Regions from separate parts of the Homo sapiens genome. Here region 1 is linked to region 2. Evidence: chromatin loops called from intact Hi-C (ENCODE). Cell type or tissue: K562. All regions are shown on one strand.

Region 1 (4,000 bases), 71 kb after region 2:
CAAAATGCTAATTGACATCTCTAGTAAATACTGTTACAGGATTCATGAACTTGAATAATTCTACAGTTTGAAACTCTGATGCTATATATACATGGTATAATGTATTCAGACTTTGATTACTACTTATTTAAAATGGAATGTTTTATGGTTGTGCATATGGATGTGAAGTGAAAATATTAGCCTTAACTTTAAAATTTGGGTGTTTGATAGTGTTTATTTTGATATTGGTGAATTAGTCACCAGTAAATTTTAAAAAAGCACTTGGTTGAAAATTGTACTTGAATACATACATGCATGCTGCTAAACTAGAACTTTAATTTTTCCCCATAACTTTTATAAGTCCCATTTATAAACCCACTTTTAAAAATAACAGGTCCAAGTTAGAGTGATGTGTGTATATTATTCAAAAAAATGTACTGGTGTGATATCTTGTATGAATGATCATTTAAATACAGTACATTACTGTAGAAGCTAAATTGATCTTTATAATTAAGCAGAAATTACAAAACTAGGAATAATCAACATTGTAAGATATGTTAATAAAAACCTGCTGTCATTTGGTTTGTGAAAGGTCCTTAAAATGTTTACTGCTTACATGTTTTTTTTTCCCCCAAAGATATTGACAGTAATATATGTGAGTGAACATGGCTGAAAAGATCAAAGCACAACATAATTAGTAGTTGCTTTAGGGTGGAGTAAGTGTAAAGGGTTTGCTTTGCTTTTTTTCTTTTATTTGCAGAGTGAGTTCTTGCTTCTTCAGTCCTTGTCTCATAATCAATGCACATTCTTTGCTAAGTGTGTGTGTTTGGTAGGGGGAGAAGGAAATGGGTATGTAGATCTGAGGAATTGTGATCTCTGTTCTTTTCTGAAAGTTCCCAGCCAGACTTCAGAAATGTTTAGTGCTTTATGAGAATGTTTATTTTGAGTGGTTTGCATTCTTGTTTGAATTGACAGTCCTCACCCCTACCTCTCCATCCTGAAGCTCACCAGCCATTTATCAGCTAGCAGTCCATTTCTCTTCAGACCTTTCTCTGTTTTATGTATTCCGATATTTACTGATTTCTGTGACTTAGAAAAAGATGCTGACTAAAAGCACTGAAGGCTTAGAGGAAACAGCAATATGGGAAGAGATGTGGTCTAAGACTCTCTGTATTATCTCCAGGATTCTAATTGCTGACTCTCAAATGGCTGTTGATGGCTTATATTTGAGATCATATTTGGGGTTGGGGGGGACACAAAGCATGGTTTTAACCACTAGAATCAAATCACCGAGAGAAGATGAATTCATTGGTGAGGATGCCTGATGATTGATGATTGTGGGAGAGCAGATGACTTATGACTGTGTCTCAGTCCCATTCACAGCACATAGTTCTTTCCTCTGCCTTATGATCTGGCTAGATGATATCAAGCACTGCTTAGTTCAACAGGGATGAGCTGGAGTGGGCAAAACAGCAACATGATCACTTCTCTATTTATGACACTTCAAGCTCCCTATTAATTAGGCATATCAGGTATGGAAGAGCTATGACCTGCCATCTTAGTGTACAGTACAAGTAGTGGAATGAATGTGACTTCAGCTGATGCAACACAGTGAAAACACACAATGGAACCTTGTGTAGAGCTGCCTTTGTGCAAGTTAAATTAATGTAAGATGTGACAGTACCAAAATCAGTGAGGTAGAGCCCAAGAGCAGACCAGAAGGAGTGGGGTCAAGAGCACAGATAAAAGCTTCAGGTTGAGGGGAAAAGATACAAGAGAAAAGGAAAGAAAGTCTAGAGCAAAATAAGAGGATTTGTGTCTGATTCCCTCTTCTCTTGGTGACAAAGGAGCAGGATCATGTACCGAGAGTGAACAGGCCTAGCATATCTGGGGGCTTGAGATAAGTGGCAAAAGCTTAGACATATGCTAGGAGAGAGAACAGGCCAGAAATAAGGGGAAGCACCACTGAAGTTATATTGACAGCCAAGTGGGGTTAGAAAACCTAAGTTTAATGGAGCCAGTTAGAAAGATTCTGTAACTTTGTGGAGCCCCTGAGTTTAGCAGCTTAGGACCTGAAGGATAGAAATTAGACTGCTAAATTAACTGGGGTTTGGAGACACGGATACAAAATGTAAAGGATGCAATATAAGTTAAGAGAATTAGGGGAGCTGGTTGAAATGAGTGTGGGGTTCATGTTGGATTTGTAGGGGCGTAGGATTGGAAGACACAATAAGATTTAGTAAGACAATGAACTCTTTCAAAGTTTTCTTTTGAACTTACGCAAAATTGCTGCAATGTTGAAGCATTTAAATTCGTTTATTTAGTAAATATTTATTGCACTCCTCCTGTGTACCAAGCACTATGATAAATACTGGAAATACAGTGGAAAAGAAGTCAGATAGTCCCTTCTCTCACCTCGCTTTCTGTATGATTAGTGTTACAAATGGTATGTGTGTTTGGAGGAGAAGAGAAGTAGAGTAGAAGGTGCTATAGATGGACCCTCTAAACCAGACTTGGGTGTATGAGGAGGCTTCCAGTGGGGAGAGATGATGATTCCCAAATATTGTGTAGGTGATATCTGGGTGAAACAAGTGTGGAGAGTAGTGATTCAGGCAGGCATAGAGAATATTGTTTGCGACGAGTTGAGAGAGCACTTGTGGATGTGAAAGGGAATCATTTTGACTGTAAGCATAGGTGCTTTTGAGAGGTAAAATCTAAATTACAAAGAGTTTTGTAAGCCATGCTGAGGGTTTTAGACTTTTTTAGAGAGCAATGGGAAGGCATTTTAGGGCTTTAGATAGTAGAGTGACATCAGATTTGCATTAGAAAAGTCAACCTGGCTGCACTCTGGAGAAAAATCCACTAGAGTGGAGAAACCTGCCAGGCATCTGTTGAAAGACTCCAGATAAAACATGATAGTTGGCTCAAGTAGGGGAGTTGTGGTCGGGACAGAGAGATGTGGACAGTATCTGAAGAGAGTTGACAGAATGCAGTAACATGAGGGACGGCCAAGAATATTGAGTGCCTAAGGTGTGCCAGATACTAAAGTAAGTTATAGGGATCCCACGTTGAACAAGACAAAGGGTCAGTGTCTGCCTACAGTCTGGTGGAAAACAACACTGATTATGTGATTACAGTTCAATAGGATGTTATCAGCAAGTTAGTCTATGGGAATCAGTAGACTCGTTTAGTTTGGGAAGTTCACAGGTTACATGGAAGAAATGATGTTTAAGCCAAGACCTGCCTGAAAAAGTGAGCTAAGTGAAGAGGGAATGGGGGAGGGCATTCTAAAGAGTGCAGCACATAGACCCTGAAATAAGAATAAGGAGGGTTGCACTCAGGAAACTGAAGGAAGTACAGTATGGTTGAAGCATAGAAAGCAGAAGAGCATGTGGTAAGAGCTGTTGCAGGAACAATAGGCAGGAATCAGATCATGGCTTCCTGAGTAGTGTTATGGATGTTGGGCTTTGTGGCCTCTATTTTGGTTATTACCTCAGTTTAGAGCAGAGGTCAGCAAACCTTTTCTATTTTGGTTATTGCCTCAGTTTAGAGCAGCAGTCAGCAAACCTTTTCTATAAAGGGCCAGATGGTTTCTGTCACAACTATTAATCTCTGCCAGTATAATACAGAAGCATCCTAGACGTACACACACACACACACACACACACACATATGCATATGGATGTGTATGTGTGTGTGTGAATGGGCATGGCTGTGTTCCAGTAAGACTTAATTTACAAAAGCAGGCCGTAGGCCAAGAGAATGAGAGGAGGGGAACAGGAACATTTGGGAAAACCATTCAGGAGGGTAACTCAGTAGCCAGAGGAGAGATGAGGATGGTGTATGATGTATACTAGGGCAGTGACAGAAACCACTTATGTTCTGGCCTGATGGTTGGTTGTGTTATTTCATGAGCTAGAATCAACTTTATCCAGGTATAAAGTTGAATGTGATATGTACAGATTTTGACCAGTTGAAAGTGAGGCTTTTGTGAGTCATCCAAATGGGGATGTGATAATTG
Region 2 (4,000 bases):
GCTTGCTAAATACCAAATTATGAATCTTTTTAAAAAAACAAAAAATTCTTTCCTAAAACAATCCTTTTTTGGGGCTTGGTGGGGTCAATACTGGGTTTAAGGGAATGGAAGAGTTAGGAAAAGAAAGAAAATAAACTGCAAGGGCTAAAGAGAATCTTATAATTGGTTACATATCAAAAGAAAGATGTTGTCAGTTCCCATTTTTTTTCTTTTTAAGCATCTTATCAGGTACCCTGGGGATTTAGAAGCTATATTTGAAATAGTCCCTGTTCTCCATGAATTTACAGTTTAGTTGGAGAGATGGAACTAATATAACATCAATCTATATAACAGAATATAATTTGTTTTTAAAAATATCATATAGAGAAAGCACTGTAGAACTTCTAAAGGGAAGATGAGCAAATTGAAATATAAAATATGTGTAAGTCCTTCTTTCTGTCCCAGGAAAGCTTCCTGGAGAAGTTAAAAGTTGAATTGCCTCTTGTATAATATAGGCTGTGGTATGGATGAAGATACTGGTTTTTTTTTTTTTTTCCCCCTGAGAAATTGAGTAACTTGCTCAACTACTGAGTGGTAGACTCAGGCCTTGAACCTAGATCTCTTTCCAGAAGCTTTGCCCTTTTCACCAAACCAACGTGTGTTTGAGAATGTGGGGTGTGTAGTGTGTGTACACACGTTTGCTTTTCAAATTATAGTCTAAAATAGAAGTTAGTGTTGAATGGGGGGATTGAGAGGACAGCATACTTTGGTCATGCAAAAAGAAGCTGGAGCATAGTTAGAGGGGTTTTTAATGTGCACATCTAGGTGGCCACTAGGGTAGGCTTTAAACAGTCTTTCTCATCATTCTTTCAAATGTAGAGATTTTCGCCTCTTTTTTTTCTTCCAAACTAATTTGAATGTATTTGTGTTAGAAAATATAGAAAAGAGTCTGCTTTTCTTTGACAGCAAAAAGCTCGGAAAACTTCCACTCCCAGCATATCTTTATTTTTGCATCATTCATTGAGGAGGAAAGAAACATAATATTGCTGTGTGATTTTCAGCAGTCGGACATGGGACATATGACCCATTTGTGTGTTCTTTAGCATGTCTCAAAGGACCAATTTTGACATATATGAAACAAAGAAAAGTTGGTATTTAGAGCCATATTGATTTTTAAAATCCTAGATATTGCTGGATACAGTGGTGTGCGCCTATTCCTGGATACTTGGGAGGCTGAGGCAGGAGGATTGCTTGAGCACAGGAGTTCAAGTGCAACCTGGGCAACACAGCAAGACTTCATCTCTCAAAAAAAATTTTTAAGAAATGTAAAATCCTAGATATTATTACACATTAATCCTTTGGATAGGTAGTTTTTGATTTTTAATTCAGAAAGAATATTGCATAGGAGATCTTCCAGTCATAATCTGGAATAATTAATTAGATTTTACTAGTTTTTTTCGAGAATTCTTTACAATGAAATTCTTAGTAATATGTTTGTCATCCGTTATATTTGGGGATTGAGAAAACAGAATTGTTCTTATATTTATATTTTAATAAATATTTTTGCAAATATGGTGAAATGTTGACATTCTGGTTTTGACATTCATTTGTAAGTATTGTTTGTGTTTCTGGTTAGCTCTCTTAAAAGTACTATCTAGGAAATCTTAGTTTTTATAAGAGAATATAGCCATTAATTTTTTTCTACAGATTAGGCAACAGAAGATTTGTGAAAACAAAATGTATTGATCTCATTTATATTCCCTTGATGAAGGAACACATGCTGGTCTCCGCTCGCTTTCTGTCCACTAGTATGAAATCCTTGTCCCTGCTTCCTTGCTGGTAGGTTTTTAGAAGTTCAGTGAGCAATGCAAATCGCCTGAAGGGTGGAAAATTCCCTTGTCACACAGATGCCCTTATCAGCAGCAACCAGATGGAGCTCTGAGCTGGAACGTTATCGGTGTTAAATTGCTTTTTCTCCCACCCTGAGTAGAGAGGATTAAAGCATTCCTTTAGAAATGGGTGGCAAATGTACAGACTTAGGAATATTAATATTCTTTAACAATTTGCATTTATAAGTAAATACATGGAAATATAATCTCCAAAAAAGTCCATGTTCAAAATTCAGCCAAATCAGTGCAAAATGTTTTGTTTTAAATAAAATAGGATAATAGTCTTTCATGAATTCACTTGCAAAGAGTAAGCTTGAAACTGTTTTTTTTTCTTTTTTTTTTTTTTAAGTGGGAGACAGTATCTCACTATTAGGGTCAAATGCATATTAGGGTCAGTTTTGGTTGTAGAAAATAAAGGTATGTCTAAGTGTATTCATACTGTTGAAGAAAAATACAATTTAAATTATTTCTCAGAGTTGTCATTTATTTTGGCATAATTAATTGGTTCTTTTACTGTTACTGTTTTTGGGTAAATCCTTAGATTCTGCATTAGTTTGATTTTTGAAATGTTGATTTATTAAATATTGCTATTTTGTAAGCTAATAATTGCTAAATACCTTGCAATTTCAGGTCTGTATGAACAGTATTGATGGTTAGCCATATCAGTAGTTACACAGTGTATTTTAATGAAACTAGTTTTAGAAGTCCGTAAGAGAGACTGCTGTTAAATTATATGTGTTGTTCATAGCCATTTCTATATTAGTGATTTTGTTTCTTAATATTGATTTCCAGATACCATCTAACCTCCAATGAATGATAACCATTTCTCTGATAGAAAAATTGGTATGCCTTTGTGTTTTATATGGCAATAACCACCTACACAGTGGCTGACGTTGGAGTAAAAATTCTTTCTTCATATTCATATGCAGGTTTATGAAATATGTTGCAGTTTTTTTTTTTTTCTTAAGGCCTAGTTTTTAGTATGTGCCAAGAGTTGGGACTTTGCAACAATTACACCATGATGTGTGCAATTTTTTGCAGGTGTAAATATGAACATATAAGTAAGGATGGATAAATTGTTCCCTTTGTATTTCTAAATATCAGATAAATATGATTATTACTGATACAACATAAAAACTGCTTTTGCAAAAAATAAAGTTGAAGAACTTTATTTTTTAGGTTGATTCAGACATGTCAATAAAGCAGATTAATAAAGAATCTTCAGTTTAATGACTGAGATATAATGTTTTACTTACAGAACCAATTTAGAACTTGAATTGATTCATCGAGGAGGCAATTTGTGTTCAGGTGGTGCAAGCACAGCTGGCAAAAGGTCTTGTTTAAGTAAGTACTAAATACTGCTAAATTTAAAAAAAATTCTGTCATTTTTGGAAGCATTGACAGGAAAAGTGACATTTTGGTATATTTCAAATTTTGTCTGTTATATATGATCTATTTAGATAGTGATATATACTTTAAATGGCTAATCTTGTACTTGGAAGAATCATATGGATATTTAGCTCTTTCTAGATTATGATTACCTAGCACATAAATGTGATGCTAAGTGACGAGGTTTCAAAATTAAAGCACTGTATGATTCTCAGCTATAAAAAATTGTTCTTAAACTTTAATTCTCTTAAAGAATTTTTACATTGAATTAAGAAAATATTTTTATAAAGACAATATATGTTACCCACAGATTTCTATTATATTATTGCTATTAAGATATTTGTGCTATATTTTGATGTGTATATTAAAATGTATTGAAATTGCACGTTTGCTTTTATTTATATATATACTTTATGTTATAAAATGAGAATAATTCTTCAATCTTGTGTGTAAGGATATATTTGAGAGAAGTGTAATTTGTAATTTAAAGTAGATTTTTCATGAGCATGGCTTTGATGCTATCATTTTTTAGTCATTGTTTAGAGAATTAATGTGCATAGTAGGAATAATATTATTGAATATCAGCATATAGCTGATTATTTGCCCCAGATCACTGAAGTTGAAATATTACCTAATGTGATTGGTGTAGGAAATAAAACTTGTTTAAAACACATAATATATTCTTTTGAAAAATGAATATATATTCTCAAATACTAAAAAATAGTAAGTATTAAAAATTATCA

The links. A loop is a pair of places that touch in the nucleus more often than their neighbours do. Peaks named below come from ENCODE experiments on the same cell type or tissue, not always from the same donor. Only the 100,000 strongest peaks of a DNase experiment are listed, where the experiment ranks them.
Region 1: it touches region 2 in a loop (2.5-fold over the local background); 1 of 110 quality-filtered maps calls a loop at or near these places.

Annotation. Positions count from the first base shown.
Region 1 is chr2:170,083,551-170,087,550 of GRCh38, forward strand. UBR3 (ubiquitin protein ligase E3 component n-recognin 3) reads left to right here. Exons shown (of 39, transcript NM_172070.4): 39 at 1-581. Among named protein-coding and RNA genes, the nearest start is that of MYO3B, 93 kb to the right of the region's middle. In K562, no CTCF peak of the experiment used is centred here; a DNase peak (open chromatin) is centred at 1,869.
Region 2 is chr2:170,012,155-170,016,154 of GRCh38, forward strand. It overlaps UBR3 (ubiquitin protein ligase E3 component n-recognin 3), which reads left to right. Exons shown (of 39, transcript NM_172070.4): 30 at 3,127-3,212. Among named protein-coding and RNA genes, the nearest start is that of MYO3B, 160 kb to the right of the region's middle. RefSeq lists an enhancer at 943-2,501. In K562, CTCF peaks have their summits at 1,867 and 2,953; a DNase peak (open chromatin) is centred at 1,887.